2 separate regions of the Mus musculus genome follow, and region 1 is linked to region 2. A link is a loop called in an ENCODE intact Hi-C map of the cell type or tissue named here. Cell type or tissue: heart. All regions are shown on one strand. Each heading gives the region's core, and the rest is flanking DNA. Links, peaks and the distances in the headings are about the cores only. Region 1 overlaps Grm5 (glutamate receptor, metabotropic 5). Region 2 has its middle 210 kb from the start of Tmem135.

What was found. Peaks named below come from ENCODE experiments on the same cell type or tissue, not always from the same donor. Only the 100,000 strongest peaks of a DNase experiment are listed, where the experiment ranks them.
Region 1: it touches region 2 in a loop (16-fold over the local background); 8 of 42 quality-filtered maps call a loop at or near these places.

The regions. Positions count from the first base shown.
Region 1 is chr7:88,092,529-88,102,648 of GRCm38, forward strand. The region is part of intron 9 of Grm5 (glutamate receptor, metabotropic 5); the gene reads left to right. Among named protein-coding and RNA genes, the nearest start is that of Gm24249, 10 kb to the left of the region's middle. In heart, for the core only: a CTCF peak has its summit at 5,385 (motif pointing right); no DNase peak of the experiment used is centred there.
Region 2 is chr7:89,122,346-89,132,465 of GRCm38, forward strand. No RefSeq gene overlaps it. Among named protein-coding and RNA genes, the nearest start is that of Tmem135, 210 kb to the right of the region's middle. In heart, for the core only: a CTCF peak has its summit at 4,359 (motif pointing left); a DNase peak (open chromatin) is centred at 4,366.

The DNA.
Region 1 (10,120 bases), core at 645-8,644, 1.0 Mb before region 2:
AAGTACTCAACCTTGAGTTCACAGTCAATCAACGTGATTCTGTAGGTCTTAGCCAAGACTAGCAGAAATTAAAACATTAAGGTTATGTGAATAAGGATATCTAAGTCTTTGCAAGAATCAGTGGCAGACTGCTATCATGAGTGTTATCTGGGAAGTTATCAGAAGTAATTAGGTTTAGCCGAGTATCTCCTTTGACCACTTCGACCAACTGCAGAATTATTTATTGTCTCCTCTGCCTTTGTTAATAGCTCTTCTTTTCCATTCTCTTTATTCTCTCCATTATAATCAAGCTCATGTCCAAAAGTTAGGCAAGCAACCACACAGCTAAAGGATGAGTTAACTTCTCTGTACACACCACCAACTTGAAAACAGCTAGTAGAAATGGCAGACTGTTTCTCAGGGACAAATTAAGCATGTGATTCCACACCATTTCTTAAAATTTACTTGTGTTTACTTTTCACCAATAGACACTATTTGAAACATTGTCCCTCAAAATGTGTAGGACTCCAGGGGTAGAGATACAGCTCAGTGGTTAAGATTACACACTGGTCTCCCAGGGAAATGGAGTTCAGTTTCCAGCACCCATCTAAGTTAGGTCATCACTGCATGTAACTTCAGCTCCAGGATTTCCAAGGCCTCTGGCCTCTGGCCTCTGGCCTCTTGAGGGGCCTACATTACCTGCACATAGACATACACAGACATTCACATACATAATACACACAATTAAAGCTAAATAGTTTTTATTTAAGTGCTTTTGAGAATTTCATACATCAGTAGTATACCATTTCCTTGCTCCCCTCTCCACCTTTGCAACTCTATATTCCCCCATGCCCCATCTCAAGATCATTACCTCTGTTTAATTATGCAATTAATGACTGCTGAAATGAATCAGTCTTTTGTAGGGACTAGCCCTCTTATAGTCTGTCTAATCCCAAGTGATCAGTCCTTAAGCATATTATTATATATGAGAAACAATAGATAAACTTAATGGTCTGTATTCACAAATCATTCAAAATAAGTAAATGTATATTTTAAAGTATGAGACCCCAGAAGGTGTATTTTCAAAGTGATCAATTAGACTTGTAAATAACAGCAATTTCTTAAGCATGCATTTCATGCAAATATTTAAGTCAGTTTTTGAAACATCTTGAGAGTGTGAATCATTTTAATGCATAAGGCATGTCAACAGAAGAAAGTATTTTGACTAAAAAATAAAACACAACTTCTTTTCTAGACCTTATAACTGAGTTTATAACTAATATACCTTCTCTGGGTAAAAGCTGCAACTTGAAGCTAATTTCTCAAACTTGTATCATCTTTGACATTTCAATCCCCCTGAACCCATCAAATCCAGGCAGTCACTTCTCACACTTGCTTTATCTCATCTGAAGTATTCTCACTGATATTACCAAGGACTATATCCTCAAGACATTCTGTCATAGCTACTCATATATTCTGTTGTTGCCTTACCAAGCCCCAATGTCCCAACAGTAGTCATGCATCAGGGAACCCAAGCAGATACCATCTGACAGGACCAAATCGTCATAGTTACAGAGATATTCCCAGCCATAGATATCTCTTTGCTTTCTATACTGTACTTCTGCACAGGTTATCTTCTCTGCCTCTACCAATGCCTACTGTTCATCTTTATTTTTAAATATAGAAAACATACTCTTACCCCCAATTCCTAATCCAAATATTAAAATTATTTTGCAAATTATATCTGCATAAGACCTAAATCTCTTCATGTAGAATTCATAAGATTTTGTTGTATTGTTAGTATGTGCAATTTTTTTCCTTTTACTTGTTAGGCACAATAAAACCATATGTACTAGTGTCGGTTACACAGAAGAATACAGTAAGAGGATTTATGGATCTTAAAAGTTCAAGACATGCTTATACAGTGTGGCAAGACTCTGTATTTAAAGAATTCACATAACTTTTGCATGTTCACAAAGTAGATTATGATAATACAAAACATATCAAATGAGAAGATTGAGATGTCTTGCACTGTAATACATGTTTCCTTATCATATTAAATTGTAAGCTTCTTATAGGCATTTTTCCCTCCTCTTCATCGCCAGCAACTATAAAGTATCTGATTTAGAAATTTGTGTTCAGTGACCAGCAGAGATTCCCTTATCTAATACTCGGTAAATAAATCCAGGTGGTGAATCTGCACTCAATAGTAGCTCATCTTTCAAAAGAATAAGTCATTTTTATTTTTAATTAATTAGTTGATGTTTATAATTTTATAATTCATACATATGTAAAATTTCTTTTCAGCATATCCTTCCTTATCACCCTCTATTATCCCATTTTCCCTCAGTCTTGCTTACCACTACATGACATGTAACATTCTAATACACCATGTAAACATTTCCTTCTGCCCCTGGACCTGTGAAAGGAAATGCAAAGACTTAGTTCTGGTAGGTTATTCTTACAGACATGTTTAAGGTATTTTGCTTTACAAGGAAAAAGGCTTATAAATGATTACTTAAAGGTTTAGATCTTTGATAACTGAACTATCTCCGTGGAGACATAATGTCTGGCTGATCTTGATGGATTGCATATAAAATACTCCCTTTATATAATGAGAGATTCACTATTCCTGAATGTTGTAATTACAGTAAATTTTAATTTGTTTGAGATATTACTGGTCTCATTCATTACCATTTAAATTTGATCAAAATATTTTTCATTAAATGATGGGAGTTTAATAGGTGATAAAGTAAAACTGGGAGTGGCTTTGTTTGTTTGTATGCAAACAGGTTCTTTTGGAATATTTGTTTTCAGTCTGGGCATGGTGCAGCACATGCCTTTAATACCAGCAGTGAGAGGCAGAAGCAGGGAGATTTCTGAGTTTTAGGCCAGCCTGGTCTACAGAGTGAGTTTCAGTACAACTGAAGGTACACAAGGTAACCATTAAAAAAAAATGGACAAAGGGAAGAGAAAGAAAGAAAGAAGAATGATAATTATGAATTCCTTCCTTCCTTCCTTCCTCCCTTCCTTCCTCCCTTCCTTCCTCCCTCCCTTACTCCCTTCCTTCCTCCTTTCTTCCTTTCTCTCCCTCCCTCCCTCTCTCTCTCTCTCTCTCTCTCTCTCTCTCTCTCCCTCTCTCTCTCTCACTCTCTCCTTCTCTCTCTCTCTCTCTTTCTTTCTTTCTTTCTTTCTTTCTTTCTTTCTTTCTTTCTTTCTTTCTTTCTTTCTTTCTGTAATTCCAGTAATTTCTGTAATTCCAGTAACACAGAGGCAGACCAACACTGGCCTTCACTATTTGGGAAGTCTATTCAATTGGTGAGCTCCATGTTTGAAGAGAGACCCTGTCACTTTTTTAAAAAAAAAGGGGTGGGGCATATTGGAAATGTTTGAGGAAGACACTGAATATCCACCTGTGACCTTCACATGTAATGTATGCCCCCTGAAACACACACCCAAGAACAAATTCTCAGCAAGCTACTTCAAACTAAAATGATCTATAATTCCATAACCATAATTTACACCAGAAGTCTGCATCCTAGTACTGTACCCCTTATGACAATTGACCCAGTTTAAATTCACAGCCGTCTCTCATATTCTTTGATATATGTTCCACCTTTCTCTTCATCCCTTAACTAAACCATGCTCCAGATGGTTTGAGAAAAGGGACCTGGTATAAATTTTAATCATCAATTATCTGTGGAAGAAGTGTACACTGCTGGTAGCATGAAGAAAAAGGATAATTAAATATTTGGTTTCCTTTGGTAGTTCAACAATAAGTAACAGCAAAACAGAAGCATAGTTTGAAACCTCAGCTGCTTTCTCTCTCCGAAGTGTTCTGAAAAGTCAGCTGTGCTCCGTGGCTCCTTCCTACTAAGCCGGCTTCTTTGAAGAATGCAACTCTCATTAAATTCTCAGTTGTCAAGTGTCTTCTTTCCTAGAACTCTTTCAGTTAGTCTATAAATGAAATCATGCCAACTTTGGTATAATTAAAATTCATTCTCTTCTTTTCATCAGATAAACACTTCTATAATATTGTTTTTCTTTCTGTTTCTGACTGATGTAATGAATTCTTCTACTTTTGATTCTTAAAAAGTCACTGTGCTTAATTTTATTTTATCTTCAACTTAACCAATATTTAACCAGATAATAGAGATTACAGTGCTGTTTTTAACTATCTTTACCCTTCTTCCTTTTTGCTTCTTCCTTTTTTTTTTTCTTTCTTGTTGTGTGTGGTCTGTTATCTTAGTTGCTTTTCTGTTACTGTAAAATAAACACCATGAAGAAGGCAGCTAATAAAAGAAGCATTTTGTTCCAGGGCTCGCTTAAAATTCAGAGATTGAGTCCCTGAACATCATGGTGGGGTGCATCACAGCAGGCATGTAGGCATAGTGCTGGAGTAATAGTTGAGAGCTTGTATGCTGACACAAGAATCATGAGTCAGAGAGACAGAGGAACACCCACTCAGAGAAATGGTGGGGAGAGGAAGAGGGAGAGGGAGAAGAAGATGGAGGGGGAAAGGGAGAGGGGGAGGAGGAGGGGGAGGGAGAGAGGTAATAACATGGACTTTGTATACCTCAAAATTCAGCCCCAATAATAAATAAATGTAAACAATTAAATACACTTTGAAAAAGATGGAATTGATTGGGAAGTTTCAAAAGTTATATTAAGTGATATCAAATTAGACCACCCTAAATTTTTTTCTGGAAAAAAAGTGATGTAAAGGCAAGAGAATTTGTGTTTGAAATGGAGTTTGGTAGAAAAAGAACAGGGACTATGGATATTGAAATAATGTGGAGGTATTAGTATTACCCGCTCCCCTAGAGACTTGAATGATGTTATATCATAAAACAGAAAAGGGGATTCAAATATGAAATAGTTGTCAGCAGCTCAAGTCACACAGAAATCAAGATAAATAGCAACAAGTTTCACTCACTATGAAACCACATATGTAAAGAAAAGAAGGAAGCACAATGTTTCAGCAAATGATTTTAAGTAAGACCTCCCAATCTCCCAAGACCTAGACAGAAGCTCAAATGACATTCATTCATCAATCTTTCATGTTCAGGTCTTGAATTCAATAACATAAACTTTAATAGAATCTTCAAATCACTTTTATGCTGATGAGATTCTCATAACCAAAGACTACGCTGGCATCAACTACCCTGTGAACATGAGTCTGGGTTTTGTAAACACACTTACTTGCTTGTTTATGCAGGTCTCATGTTCCTACACACATTTCATTACACAGCCACTGTAGATTTCTAAACTGGTGAGTATAGAAATAGGCAAAAGATCTTAGAGCTTGGCAGCCTTCTTATGGACATGACACACCTACACCAAGAGACACCACCAACTGTGCATAGACTATTGCTGACAGGTATGTGATGAACAGGCCCCCTAGAGGGCAGCAGAGCCTCGTGGAATTAGAGATGTGCAAAGTAGGTGGAAGAGGGTTTATGGGGCTTTGGAGACATGTGAGAACAATACACACATTTATGGGGAAGAAACCAAGGAAAGCCCAGGGAATTTTAAAAGTTCAGTAATCTAAGGGGGAAGAAATTTTAAGTTAGTGAAAAGACATCAAAAATACCTAGGCTTGCAGAGGAAATGACTAGGTGCTTGTCAGAGCAAAGCAAGGTCTTTTCTTTGGCGAATCCTACTACTCAGGCCATAATAAGTAAATAACATTAGCTGGAGAATGTTATTCACCATATTGTCTGTTAAAGTTAGATGTTATATTTTTTTATGTCTGACTTCTTTTTTTTTAATTTTTTTTAATTAGGTATTTTCCTCATTTACATTTCCAATTCTATCCCCAAAGTCCCCCATACCATCCCCCCCCCACTCTCCTACACACCCACTCCCACTTTTTGGCCCTGGCATTCCCCTGTACTGGGGCATATAAAGTTTGCAAGTCCAGTGGGCCTCTCTTTCCAGTGATGGCCGACTAGGCCATCTTTTGATACATATGCAGCTAGAGTCAAGAGCTCCCGGGTACTGGTTAGTTCATAATGTTGTTCCACCTATACAGTTTCAGATCCCTTTAGATCCTTGGGTATTTTCTCTAGCTCCTCCATTGGGGGCCCTGTGATCCATCCAATAGCTGACTGTGAGCATCCACTTATGTGTTTCCTAGGCCCCGGCGTAGTCTCACTAGAGACAGCTATATCAGGGTCCTATCAGCAAAATCTTGCTAGTGTATGCAATGGTGTCAGCGTTTGGAGGCTGATTATGGGATGGATCCCTGGATATGACAGGCTCTAGATGGTCCATCCTTTTGTCTCAGCTCCAAACTTTGTCTTTGTAACTCCTTCCATGTGTGTTTTGTTCCCAATTCTAAGAAGGGTCAAAGTGTCCACATTTTGGTCTTCATTCTTCTTGAGTTTCATGTGTTTTGCAAATTGTAACTTATATCTTGGGTATTCTAATTTTCTGGGCTAATATCCACATATCAGTGAGTACATATCTGTTGAGATCTTTTGTGATTGGGTTACCTCACTCAGGATAATGCCCTCCAGGTCCAACCATTTGCCTAGGAATTTCATAATTCATTCTTTTTAATAGCTGAGTAGTACTCCATTGTGTAAATGTACCACATTTTTTTTATCCATTCCACTGTTGAGGGGCATCTGGGTTCTTTCCAGCTTCTGGTTATTATAAATAAGGCTGCTATGAGCATAGTGAAGCATGTTTCTTTCTTACTAGTTGGAACAACTTCTGGATATATGCCCAGGAGAGGTATTGCGGGATCCTCCTGTAGTACGATTTCCAATTTTCTGAGAAACCGCCAGACTGTTTTCCAGAGTGGTTATACAAGCTTGCAATCCCACCAACAGTGGAGGAGTGTTCCTCTTTCTCCACATCCTCGCCAGCATCTGCTTTCACCTAAATTTTTGATCTTAGCCATTCTGACTGGTGTGAAATGGAATCTCAGGGTTGTTTTGATTTTCATTTCCCTGATGATTAAGGATGCTGAACATTTTTTTCAGGTGTTTCTCAGCCATTCGGTGTTCCTCAGGTGAGAATTCTTTGAGCTCTGAGCCCCATTTTTTAATGGGGTTATTTGATTTTCTGGAGTCCACCTTCTTGAGTTCTTTATATATATTGGATATTAGTCCTTTATCTGATTTAGGATAGGTAAAGATCCTTTCACAATCTGTTGGTGGCCTTTTTGTCTTATTGACAGTGTCTTTTGCCTTACAGAAGATTTGTAGTTTCATGAGGTCCCATTTGTCAATTCTCAATCTTACAGCACAAGACATTGCTGTTCTATTCAGGAATTTTTCCCCTGTGCCAATATCTTCGAGGGTTTTCCCCACTTTCTCCTCTATAAGTTTCAGTGTCTCTGGTTTTATGTGGAGCTCCTTGATCCACTTAGATTTTACCTTAGTACAAGGAGATAGGAATGGATCAACTTGCATTCTTTTACATGATAACCACCAGTTGTGCCAGCACCATTTGTTGAAAGGGCTGTCTTTTTTTCCACTGGATGGTTTTAGCTCCCTTGTCGAAGATCAAGTGACCATAGGTGTGTGGGTTCATTTCTGGGTCTTCAATTCTATTCCATTGGTCCACTTGTCTGTCAGTATACCAGTACCATGCAGTTTTTTATCACAATTGCTCTGTAGTAAAGCTTTAGGTCAGGCATGGTGATTCCACTAGATTCTATTATCCTTGAGAAGAGTTTTTGCTATCCTAGGTTTTTTGTTATTCAAGATGAATTTGCAGATTGTTCTTTCTAATTCGTTGAAGAATTGAGTTGGAATTTTAATGGGGATTGCATTGAATCTGTAGATTGCTTTTGACAAGATAGTCATTTTTACAATGTTGATCCTGCCAAACCATGAGCATGGGAGATCTTTCCATCTTCTGAAATCTTATTTAATTTCATTCTTCAGAGACTTGAAGTTCTTATCATACAGATCTTTCACTTCCTTAGTTAGAGTCACCCCAATGTATTTTATATTATTTGTGACTATTGAGAAGGGTGTTGTTTCCCTAATTTCTTTCTCAGCCTGTTTATTCGCTGTGTAGAGAAAGGCCATTGAATTGTTTGAGTTTATTTTATATCCATCTACTTCACCAAAGCTGTTTATCAGTTTTAGGAGTTCTCTGGTGGAATTTTTAGGGTCACTTATATATACTATCATATCATCTGCAAAAAGTGATATTTTGACTTCTCCTTTTCTAATTTTTATCCCCTTGATCTCCTTTTGTTGTCAAATTGCTCTGGCTAGGACTTCAAGTACAATGTTGAATAGGTAGGGAGAAAGTGGACAGCCTTGTCTAGTCCCTGATTTTAGTGGGATTGCTTCCAGTTTCTCACCATTTACTTTGATGTTGGCTACTGGTTTGCTGTAGATTGCTTTTATCATGTTTAGGTATGGGCCTTGAATTCCTGATCTCTCCAAGACTTTTATCATGAATAGGTGTTGGATTTTGTCAAATGCTTTCTCTGCATCTAATGAGATGATCATGTGATTTTTCTCTTTGAGTTTGTTTATATAATGGATTACATTGATGGATTTCTGTATATTAAACCATCCCTGCATCCCTGGAATAAAACCTACTTGGTCAGGATGGATGATTGTTTTAATGTGTTCTTGGATTTGGATAGCAAGAATTTTATTGAGTATTTTTGCATCATTATTCATAAGGGAAATTGGTCTGAAGTTCTCTATCTTTATTGGATCTTTTTGTGGTTTAGGTATCAGAGTAATTGTGGCTTCATAGAATGAGTTGGGTAGAGTACCTTCTACTTCTATTTTGTGGAATAGTTTGTGTACAACTGGAATTAGATCTTCTTTGAAGGTCTGATAGAACTCTGCACTAAACCCATCTGGTCCTGGGCTGTTTTTGGTTGGGAGACCATTAATGACTGCTTCTATTTCTTTAGGGAATATGGGACTGTTTAGATCATTAACTTGATCCTGGTTTAACTTTGGTACCTGGTATCTGTCTAGAAACATGTCCATTTCGTCCAGGTTTTCCAGTTTTGTTGAGTATAGCCTTTTGTAGAAGGATCTGATGGTGTTTTGGATTTCTTCAGGATTTGTTGTTATGTCTCCCTTTGCATATCTGATTTTTAATTAGGATGCTGTCCCTGTGCCCTCATCTGAGTCTGTCTAAGAGTTTATCTATCTTGTTGATTTTCTCAAAGAACCAGCCTCTCATTTGGTTGATTCTTTGAATAGTTCTTGTTTCCACTTGGTTGATTTCGCCCCTGAGTTTGATTATTTCCTGCCATCTACTCGTCTTGGGTGGATTTGCTTCCTTTTTTCTAGAGCTTTTAGGTGTGTTGTCAAGCTGCTAGTGTGTGATCTCTCTAGTTTCTCTTTGGAGGCACTCAGAGCTGTGAGTTTCCCTCTTAGAAATGCTTTCATAGTGTCCCATAAGTTTGGGTTTGTTGTGGCTTCATCTTCATTAAACTCTAAAAAGTCTTTATTTTTGTTCTTTATTCCTTCCTTAATCAAGGTATCATTGAGAAGAGTGATGTTCATTTTCCACATGAATGCTGGCTTTCCATTATTTATTGAAGATCACCCTTAGTCCATGGTGGTCTGATAGGATGCATGGGCCAATTTCAATATTTTTGTATCTGTTGATGCCTGTTTTGTGACCAATTATATGGTCAGTTTTGGAGAAGGTACCATGAGGTGCTGAGAAGAAGGTATATCCTTTTGTTTTACGATAAAATGCTCTGTGGATATTTGTTAAGTCCATTTGTTTCATCACTTCTGTTAGTTTCACTGTGTTCCTGTTTAGTTTCTGTTTCCACGATATGTCCATTGATGAAAGTGGTATGTTGAAGTCTCCCTACTATTATTGTGTGAGGTGCAATATGTGCTTTGAGCTTTACTAAAGCTTCTTTAATGAATGTGGCTCCCCTTGCATTTGGAGCATAGATATTCAGAATTGAGAGTTCCTCTTGGAGGATTTTACCTTTGATGAGTATGAAGTGTCTCTCCTTGTCTTTTTTGATAACTTTGGGTTGGAAGTCGATTTTATCCGATATTAGAATGGCTACTCCATCTTGTTTCTTCAGACCATTTGCTTAGAAAATTGTTTTCCAGCCTTTCACTCTGATGTAGTGTCTGTCTTTTTCCCTGAGATAGGTTTCCCGTAAGCAGCAGAATTT
Region 2 (10,120 bases), core at 1,051-9,050:
TGAATTATACAAAGCAAACCCAACCTTCTGCCTTTCCAGGCCCAGCTGTGTGAATATCATCACGACTGAAGAGAAGGTTGACCAGTAGAACCCATTTGTCTGTTAGATCTCTAACTCCCAACTATGCTCCTATCCATCCATGTGTTAAGTCTTCATTTGTTCAGTATCAAACTTGAACTCAAATGCTTCTATATGTCAGGCTCACTGATTTCTCCATGTGAAGGAGAAAAAAGTGGCAAAAATCATTATGTCCACAGTGGCAATAAGAAGGCCAACATGAAAACAGTGGGAAGCGAGAGAAGAAAGGACTATTAAGTATGAGAGGGTAGTAAATATTTCAACTGTGACAATTCCAAGGTTCCTTTTCTTTACATTCAGGTTCTTTGTGGTTGAACTCAAAACTGTAATCTATAAAGTCAAGATTCTAAAATTAGCAAGCATAGCCCTATAGTCTCTCATCATCAACTGCACCTGCCCTTCTTAGGCACTACCACTACTGCCAAATTCTCTCTCTTTCCTCTCTCTCTCTCTCTCTCTCTCTCTCTCTCTCTCTCTCTCTCTCTCTCTCTCTCTCTTTCTCTCTCTCTCTTTCTCTGTCAGCTGAGAGGTAGCAGGATGGGGTGTTGCAGTGGGGGCTACCATGCCCCTTTCTATAATAACCTCAACTTTGTGGGGAGATGACTGGGTGGAAGAGACTCACTCTGTGCTTCCCCATTTATGGTAAGTAAACTTAGCAGAGACATGAAGCTGTTGTTTTTGGCATTTGGGAGAAATCATAAAGACCACATTGAGTAGGGTGTCCAGAACTATATACAGGTTGGTACCAGGCCTATGAACCTCTGAGCAGACTCTGGCTTCCTATCCTGTTCTTTCCATCAGCCTTCTGGTTTGTTTTGTTTCATTAAGTCTTTATACTTCCCTTTAAGATGGGTATCTATTCCTATTCCATTAAGAAAATGAAGTTTTAGAGAGGGTTCAGGCTTGCCAGAGTTTGAGATCCAGTCAATGGAGACTCAATCATTGCTTCTTTTCTTCCTTCTGTCTGCAATGATTACATCTCTTATGTGTCTCCAGATTCTAGCTGCTCCACCATACTTGTTGTTTGCTTATTGTAGCTTTTCCTGGGAAGAGGTGAACAAATATCTATTCGCCCCAAATAAGGTACTAAAGAGATGCTTCTATGTTTAGTTTGGTGAGCCAATGGGTTCATGGGAACTACTTACAGAAGCACTGGTAAACAATTACTATAGAAGCTGGCACAAAAGAAAGGACATCACCGAAAAGCCCCATCCCAGCATAAAACCTCTCGAAAGCTTTATGATGGAACACCCTTTGGTAACTTTCCACTTCCTATGTACTCTAGTACTCCCCAAGACTGCTTGCAGCTGGAGAGACTGAATGCAGCTGGTGGAGAGGACAGATGGGAATAGGTGGCTACAATCTCAAGTGAGGGCCAAATAACCTCCACTTTTCCCTCATCTGTGAGAGAATATCAACAGGCCCACTCCAGTGAGGGCCCTGTAACTGCTGGTAGTCAAAACCACTAAAATTTTGAGGTGGCAGTGGTCAGAGGACAGAGTCCTCCGGATCCCTGCACATCAGGGTGAATCCCAACTTCAATCTATATAGGAAACTTTGCTTGTTGATGTTCAGCTACAGAAGACCTTCTGCCACCAGGCCCTGGCTGTAAAGGAAGCTTAGGTGTTAAATAGAGAGTGTATTTGTTTCCCATTTACAGCAAACAGTTAGAAAGAGCTGCTTAGAGTCTTAGATAATTTTATCCCTTCTTTACAGGTCATTCTCAGTCTTTATAACTGTACCTGTGACTACGTTGAGTTTTTTTCCCCAATTCAAAAATGTCCCCCACATCAAAACTAATGAAAGTATTTCTGGAATCTGTTATGACGATAGATGTTAGGAGGTGAAAATGGTATCTCAATTGCTGGCCTCAAAACAACAAAAAGCAAACAACAAAATCCTACCTTTGAGCTGGAAAGCACCTTGACAAGCACCTAGGGCAGAGATGAGAGTGTTTGACAAGAACACAAAGCCACTGGCTGATTTGGACCTTTGAAAAGAACAATTTGTTTTGCCCTGGAGTGAAAGGGGCCTAAACTACATGAATAGAAACTGAAAATAGAGGACGAAGGAGAGACTTGACTTCAAGGGTGGTCTGTGCATTAAAACTGTCCAGGTAACCAGCACTCCCCAGAGTGAGAGCAAGTCCAGCCTCTGACCCTAGAGATAATGCTTAGGCAACAAATTTTGAGAACTCTATACCTGATATTTTACTCAAAAGTGCTTCAAATTGCCTTCTCTGCTGTGGTCTATACTCATATCCCTAGAGCTCTGGCAAATTGCTTCATGTCTGAGCATGTTTTGTGAGAGTGTGATAATGCTTTAAGTCTTTGAAGAAGAGGCTGAGTTTTTGGAGGCAGAGCTCTTTGTCCTGAAGCAGAAGTGTTCCTGACAGCTTGAGCTCCCCTCAGGACAGCCTTGGACCTGTCCAGGAGAGGACTAGAGTATGGGGTTGCCCATGGTGACATGAATGAGGGCGTTGGTTTAGTTCTGGCAGCACTGGTGACTAAGTCTTTGCAAAGTGATTTCTCACATGTCATTTCATGCGGCCACATATCACCTAAGGAGCTGCCTGGGTCATGAGTACAGAAAAGTATTCCCCTTTCTAGGCTCCTTGGTCCCCAATATTCCAAAGCAGTGGCATGCTATCTCAAAAGACCGCTAGACAACTTGTTGGGCTATGGAAACTATATCCCCCAAAGCCTTATTTGAGGGACAGGCATGTAAGACAAACGATTTGTCTTAAGACTTAATGGCCCTTTGTCCTGACAGTGGTTTGGAAGGAAACACTGTCAATTGACTCTACTGTTCCAGAATACATTCTATAGTAGAATCCGTTCAGCTCACAAGTAAACAGTAGATTCTTAGATCAGCTTTCAGCTCTCCCACCAAGGACTTCAAGATCCACCTGTAAGAAAATCCTGGGGCCATGCCTCTTCTGGCAGACCCTGAGTTCTACCCATCTCCTTCCCGTGCTAGCTGCCCCTCCCTCCCTTTTGCACTTGGCCTTGCCTCTACTGATGCGTTGTTTTGGCATTCACCTCAAAAGCCAACACTCATTTTTAAACCTCTAAGGTGGCCTGTACCAGTATTCATGAGCCAGAATCTTTGCAGCACAAAGTTCTGTCTCTGCTTTTTACTGTGGGCCCTAGGATCTTCTCTTGATTTGTTTATGCTCTGTCTATGTTCTTTAATCGAGAAGGTGGGTCCAGTGGAGAAGAGTCAACTCCTGGCTATGACTTGTACTCTAATGGTTTTTTACCATTCCTTACCCCAGTCTCCCCTATCTTTTGCCTCCACGACACCAGGCAGAAGCTGCCTAGATTGGCTCCTCCCCTATAACAAGTGTTCTCAGGTATTAGACAAAGAAAGATTATATCAATATCCCAAATGCATCATGTATTCCAGAAACATACACAGGAACAATTTCTACAATACATAAATACAGAGTGACGTGAGGGCTCTAACCATTATCCCTTGATCTTGTAATTAAAACAGATTAAACTAAACCTTCTATTTCTACAAGCTCACAACCAACCAGAGGAATAAGTCTACTTGTGAAGTGAATGCCCCTTGAGCCTTCACCTGGGAAGTAGGCCATACAAAGAGAATGCCAAAACTTAAGAGCAGGAGCTGGTGATTAGTACCCTAGAGGAGAGACGCCTCTGCTCGGGCAATCAACTCAAGACAACTCCAGAGGTTTGATGTCTCCAATGGGCTGCCTAGCCCCAAAGGTCCCTAGCTCATCTGCCAGAAAACCCCTCCCACCTGCCTCACAGCACATTGTCCTGATTATCCTCCTCATGGCTTGAGAGCCATTTCTGGCAAGCTACTTGCTATGGGGACGGTGGATGGTTCATCAGCGGCAGGCAAAATGTGTGTGATTTCTGAGCATGGGGTTGAGTGCCTGGGGACAATCTGTAACTCTTAGGATATAGTGTGGAAGGGCTAATTCCTGCCCTGAGAGAGTGGATGGCTCAGTTTTGTCTTGTGGGAGCTGACATTCAGAACTCCTCAGTACTTTCTTCCATACTGGCCACAGGAAGCAGCAAAGAGAAATCACTGTGATGGAAATGCATGGAGACTGGCAGACAATCCTCCATGGAGGCCATTTGAAGACAGGTAGAGACTAGTGGGGGTTTAGGATTTGGGGCCCCTGGATCCCAACTCAGGACACTACAATGATGTTTCATTGACCCTTTATCGGGCAGGGCAGTTTACCTTGCAGCCTGCTAAGCAGCAGCTTGAAAATTCAACCTGGTCAGCACTGGTAGAGCACGGGTGTCACCTGGTGGCCAGATGTGGAGTAACCAATATTATCACAGCCAGAGGACTCAGGAAGCACTTGTGTAGAGGTGATCATAGTGGCTTCAGGGTGACTCTGATGATGCTCACACAATCCCCACACCACATCTCTTCCCAGAAGCCCTTCACTCTCCTTTCTCTCGGCTTCACTGATGCTGACCTTTGTCATCACAGCCATATTAACTGCAATACACTCATCCTCACCATCAAAAATAATCCAGCCCTCCCCCATGTGTGGGTATTCGCTTTGTGCAGTGCCACAGAGATTCAACTCACTAAGTAACAGTTCCTTCCTTCAACAGACTTATGCTGAGATGTTATTATTGGCCAAAATATAAGACATGGGTGGCAAATCAGGTTCGTAAGCCAAGAGGTGAGCCCAAGAGGTGACAACCTGTGAACCTCAGGAGCTTCTTTTAACATGCATCGGAGTTGTAAAGGGCAGGGGAGACCTCAGAAAATGAGAAGAACAAGAACATTACAGGCATAGATAGAACAAGGAAACCACAGTGGGTCCAGGAAACTGTGAGAATGGGTATTTGCATGTCTGGTGGGTATGGGCGGGAGATGGCTAATTTATAGGAACAATGGAGCATGAAGGATAGCTTGTGATATAAACAAAGCTTTCAGTTTGGACATCTTAGGGCTGAAATGAATGAATTACGGCTGTAGATAAGTTGTTCTATTCTGCTCTTGTTTTCTAAAGTGTATTTAAGGCAAGCATACAGAGAGGTTCACTAGGAAAAATGTATTCCACTGACAAGGTAACTCAAGGGCTACTGTTATGAACCTGTTATGAACCATGTGTCCATGTCTGTACATCCCCAACCCCTTTCTTAGAGGAATACTCATTCTGAAGTATAACAAGGGTATACAGGAGACAAGGTATCTCAGAAGTTGAATTGACAGGATATTGGCAGTCCATGGGATATAAAGACGGTGTTGACACTCCTGTCTAAGTGGTAGGGAGGGAAGTGAAGCCACACTTGGCTGGAATAGAGGGCAAGTGACAAGCTTGAGAGAAAAGGAAACATGTGCTTTGGGATGTAGTCAGTAAACATCGCAAGAAAATTTGAAGCACAAATTCATCATCCACAGCTTAACATTATAACAACTGTTTCTCTCATCCCATGAAAATTCAGAATAGTTCTTGTAAAAATATTAATAACCTGATCATAAGACACTGGAGCAGGTGAGCCCTAGAGAATAAGCCTGTAATTTTTCATTGTAGTAGGCCTAGAAATCCCTTCATCAGAAACCCTTCGTATCTCTTAATTTGGCAAACTCCTGCACTGAACACTTAACACAACCTTACACAGCACCATACACCTGTAATCTGAGCTTCTCTGGAGACTGGAAGGTGGAACAGAAGTTTATGGGCTGCCTTAGCTACCAAGTGGATTCTGGGTGAGCCCAGGCAACACAAAAAGGCTCTGACTCAAAACAGAAGGTAAGGAGAGAGCTGGAAATGTATCATACATGCCCAGGAATCCAAGCATCTCATCCCAGTTGCTGTAGTTACAGAAAGTTTCCTCTGTGCGCACCTTGCCACCACCCCTTCTTGACCTTCTTGAGCTGTACTGTCACCTCGTTTCCACCCATATGCCCAGGTGCCATATTGTCATCTCTCTCTCTCTCTCTCTCTCTCTCTCTCTCTCTCTCTCTCTCTCTCTCTCTCTCTCTCTCTCTCTCTCTTTCTCGTACTATAACACAGGCCAATGCAGTGACAAGTTTATACTTGCACTTTAAAATTCAGTCTACTTATTGGGGTTCATTTGTGACTGCTTAGAAAAAGCAAACACAGCAGAGGTGATCATCAGCCATTTTGAGACTTCTAGAAAACCCCCAGAAATATTCCATGGCTTTCCAAGGACCTACTTTTGAGACTTGCTTAACCAAGTTGTCAAAGAAGAAATCTGCATTGCAGGAAAAGGCCAAATTGAGGAATCCTTTTGACTGTTCAGTAGAACTGCGGGACTTCTAAGCATCCTAGCCAATGCTACAGAGCAGTGAAGAAGCCATATGGGAGGGGAATCATCCATCTCTCACACTTTTGTCCCCCCATCCTTTCCAGCTGAGGCCTCAGAAGCTCTGTGTTGGAATCTCCGCTCCAAAGTACATGCTCATGGAAAACTGTGTTATGCACACCACCGTTCCCTTGAGTAATGTCCCTGAAGCCTCACTTCTCCAGACAGCACTTAAATGGTCCTGGGAAGCCTGCACCTGGATGTTCTGCCTAAAAGCCAGAATAAATGACCCTGGGGTTTTATCTGTGATAAACGATAAATTTAATTCCTTATCTTTGGTAATCCTAACTTCCCACTATTATTTTTCTTGTCACATGGAAAGGATCATTCAATCACACTAAAAGCATTCGAGGGCCACAAGGGAGGTTCAGCACGTGGAAGTACTTGTTCCAACAAGCCTGAGGACCTGAGGGTGATTCCTGGAACCCACAGTAGGAGAAAAGTGACTCCTGAAGGTTCTTTTCTGACCTCTACAATTGTGATGTGGCATGTGTGTGCTGTGCATGCCTGTGATCTCAGGAGTGCATGCACACACAAATACAAATGCAGAGCAAATCAAATATTCCTTTTAAAGGCTTTCATTTGGAATTTATTAGATACCCCTCTTCCATAGAACTCCACCTAATGCTTGGCTGTAGGTCTCTGCATCTATTTCCATCAGCTGGTAGGTGAAGCCTCTCAGATGACAGTTATGCTGGGCTCTGGTCTGCAAGTATAGTGGAATATCATTAATAGTGTCATGGGTAGGCTATCTTTTATGGCATGTATCTCGAGTTGGGCTGGTCATTGGTTGGCCATTCCCTCAATTTCTGTTCCCTCTGTATCCTTGCACATCTTGTAGGCAGGACAAATTGTGGGTTGAAGGTTTTGTGACTGGGATGATATCCTCATCCCTCCATTGGAATTCTTGCCTGGTTACAGGAGGTGGTCATTTCAGGTTCCATATTCCCTACTGCTAGCAGTCTTATCTAGGGTCACTTTCATCGATTCCTGGGAGTTTCTGTTGTCCTAGGTTTCTAACTCATCCCAGAGATGAGCCCTCCCCCACGCAATTCCAGTTCTCTCACCATCTTCCCAACACTTGATCCTGTCTGTTCCCCATCCTACACCCTCTCCCACCCACATCCCTCCCCTACCCTCCATCCACCCCTGATGTCCATTTCATTTCCCTTTCTCAGGGAGATTCAAGCATACTCCTTTGGGCCCACATTGTTAATCAGCTTCTTTGGGTCTGTGGATTGTAGCATGGTTATTCTGTGTTTTATGTCTCATATCCACTTATAAATGAGTACATGCCATGTTTGTCTTTCTGGGTCTGGGTTACCTCACTCAGGATGATCTTCTCTAGTTCCATCCATTTGACTGCAACTTTCATGGTGTCACTGTTTTTAATAACTGTGTGATATTCCATCGGGTAAATGTACCACATTTTGTAATCCACTCTTAGGTTCAGGGGCATCTGGGTTTTATTCAGTTTCTGCCTATTACAAATGAAGTTGCTGTTAACATAGTTGAGCAAGTGTCTTTGTGGTATGATGAAGCATCTTTTGGGTATATTCCTAGGAGTGGTATAGCTGGGTCTTGAGGTAGCACTACCTTTTTTTTTAGAAACTGCCAACTTGATCAACTTGATTTCCAAAGAGGTTGTACAAGCCAGCAATGGAGGAGTAATCCCTTCTTCCACTTTCTGGCCAGCATGAGCTGTTATCTGAGTATTTGATCTTAGCTATTCTGATGGATGTAAGATGAAGTCTCAGAGTCATTTTGATTTACATTCCCCTGATGACTAAGGGTGTTGAACATTTAAGTGCTTCCTAGCCATTAGAATCCTGTTGAGAATTCTGTTTAGCTCTGCACCCCATTTTTAATTGGGCTATTTGGCTTATTGGTGTCTAATTTCTTAAGTTCTTTTGATTTTGGATAACAACCCTCTGTCAGGTGTAAGGTTGGTGAAGATCTTTTCCCATCCTGTAGGCTGTCATTTTGTCCTATTGACAATGTCCTTTGCCTTACAGAAGCTTTTCAGTTTCATGGGGCCCCATTTATTTATTGTTGACCTTAGTGTCTGAGTGGTTGGTATTTGGTTCAGAAAACACAAATTGTCTTCTGTGCCAATGTGTTCAACGTTACTCCCCACTTTCTCTTCTATAAAATTGATTTTATCTGGTTTTATGTTGAGGTCTTTGATCCACCTGGACATGAGCTTGTGCATCGGTATGGATCTATTTGCATTCTTCTATATGTAGATATCTAGTTACACCAGCGAGGTGATAACTCTTACACAAATGAAAATTCTAGTAACTATTTACCAAACACCTACTATGTTCAGGAATTTCTCAGATGCCAGGGACTTGTCAGTGAATAAAGTGATGATTTCCTTGATGAAAGAGCAGATGTCATAAGCCAATCATTTATTGTAATGATGTTGAGTGTACAGAACTAGAAAGCATATAGAATAGGTTAAAGGGGACTGAAATGCTAAAATGAAGCAAGTTCACTGAAAATATGACATTCTAGGAACCCCTGGATGTGAATTAGGCCTCATGAGTGCCTGTGTTATGGGCCCAAAACCTTTTATTTATACAGTTAAGATGGATGTCTGGATAGGGCTTGAAGCTTCACTCCAAAATGACTTGCTGAGTGTGGTTGCCCCAGTATATTCTCCAATTGTAAATGTTAGGTTCTCCCAGAATCTACACAAACAGTAATATAACCCAAAGACCAGGTTCACAGAACACCAAGCCATGCCCTTAATTCAGTGGCTCCCAACCTGTGGGTTGTGATCATTTCACAGGGGTCACTTAAGACCATCCTGCATAACAAATATTTACACTATAATTCATAAGGGTAGCAAAATTACAGTTATGAAGTAGCAATGAAAATAATTTCATAGTTGGGTGTTACCACATGAGGAATAAAAGGGTCACAGCATTAGAAAGTCTGAGAACTGCTGCTGTAACTCAACAGATTTTCATTTTATAATAAGTCTTATTCAAGAAATGTTTGCTTAACTAACCTACATTTACAAAGACTTTACATTGTTGTTCTGTCAGCTTATTATTTTAGGTTTTACATTTTGGTTTATAAATACCTCCTGAATTAGATGTATTTTTTAAAATTAATTTTGTGGTTGTCTGCAATGAGGCTCAAGATCATTTTCTTGGCCTATCACTAGCACATATACAAGAAGATTGGCTTTTCCTTTAATGAAGCACGACACTACAATGATTCAGCAACTGGACACTGAACTCATGCCGTTTCTTTGATCAGTTTGTCTGTCTTCACATAAGCAATGGAATGGCGCACTTCTTCTAAAGCTTTATAAAGAGCTTTGAAGTCCAGTTGCCTACCCCTCTTAGCGTCACTTTTGTCAGAGTAAAGTTGGTTATTTAAGAGTTTCATGTCCAATTATATTTTAGAATTGGAATGTACATATGTATATCTGCCTATATATGTATATATATGTATATATCTGATTCATGTTACTGACTCATATATGATCATTGAATCAGAAGGTAATTCACCCTACTCTATCATATGCATACATATATGTATATATTTATATTTGTGTATCATATATATACAAATATATGTGTGTGTGTGTGTATCTTGATTTTTTTCCAACTGGCTGATTTTCAATTTTGAAATTTTGGGATGTCCCAGTTAGTCACAAGGTACTGTCGTTTTTGTTTTTAAATTCAGTTTGATAT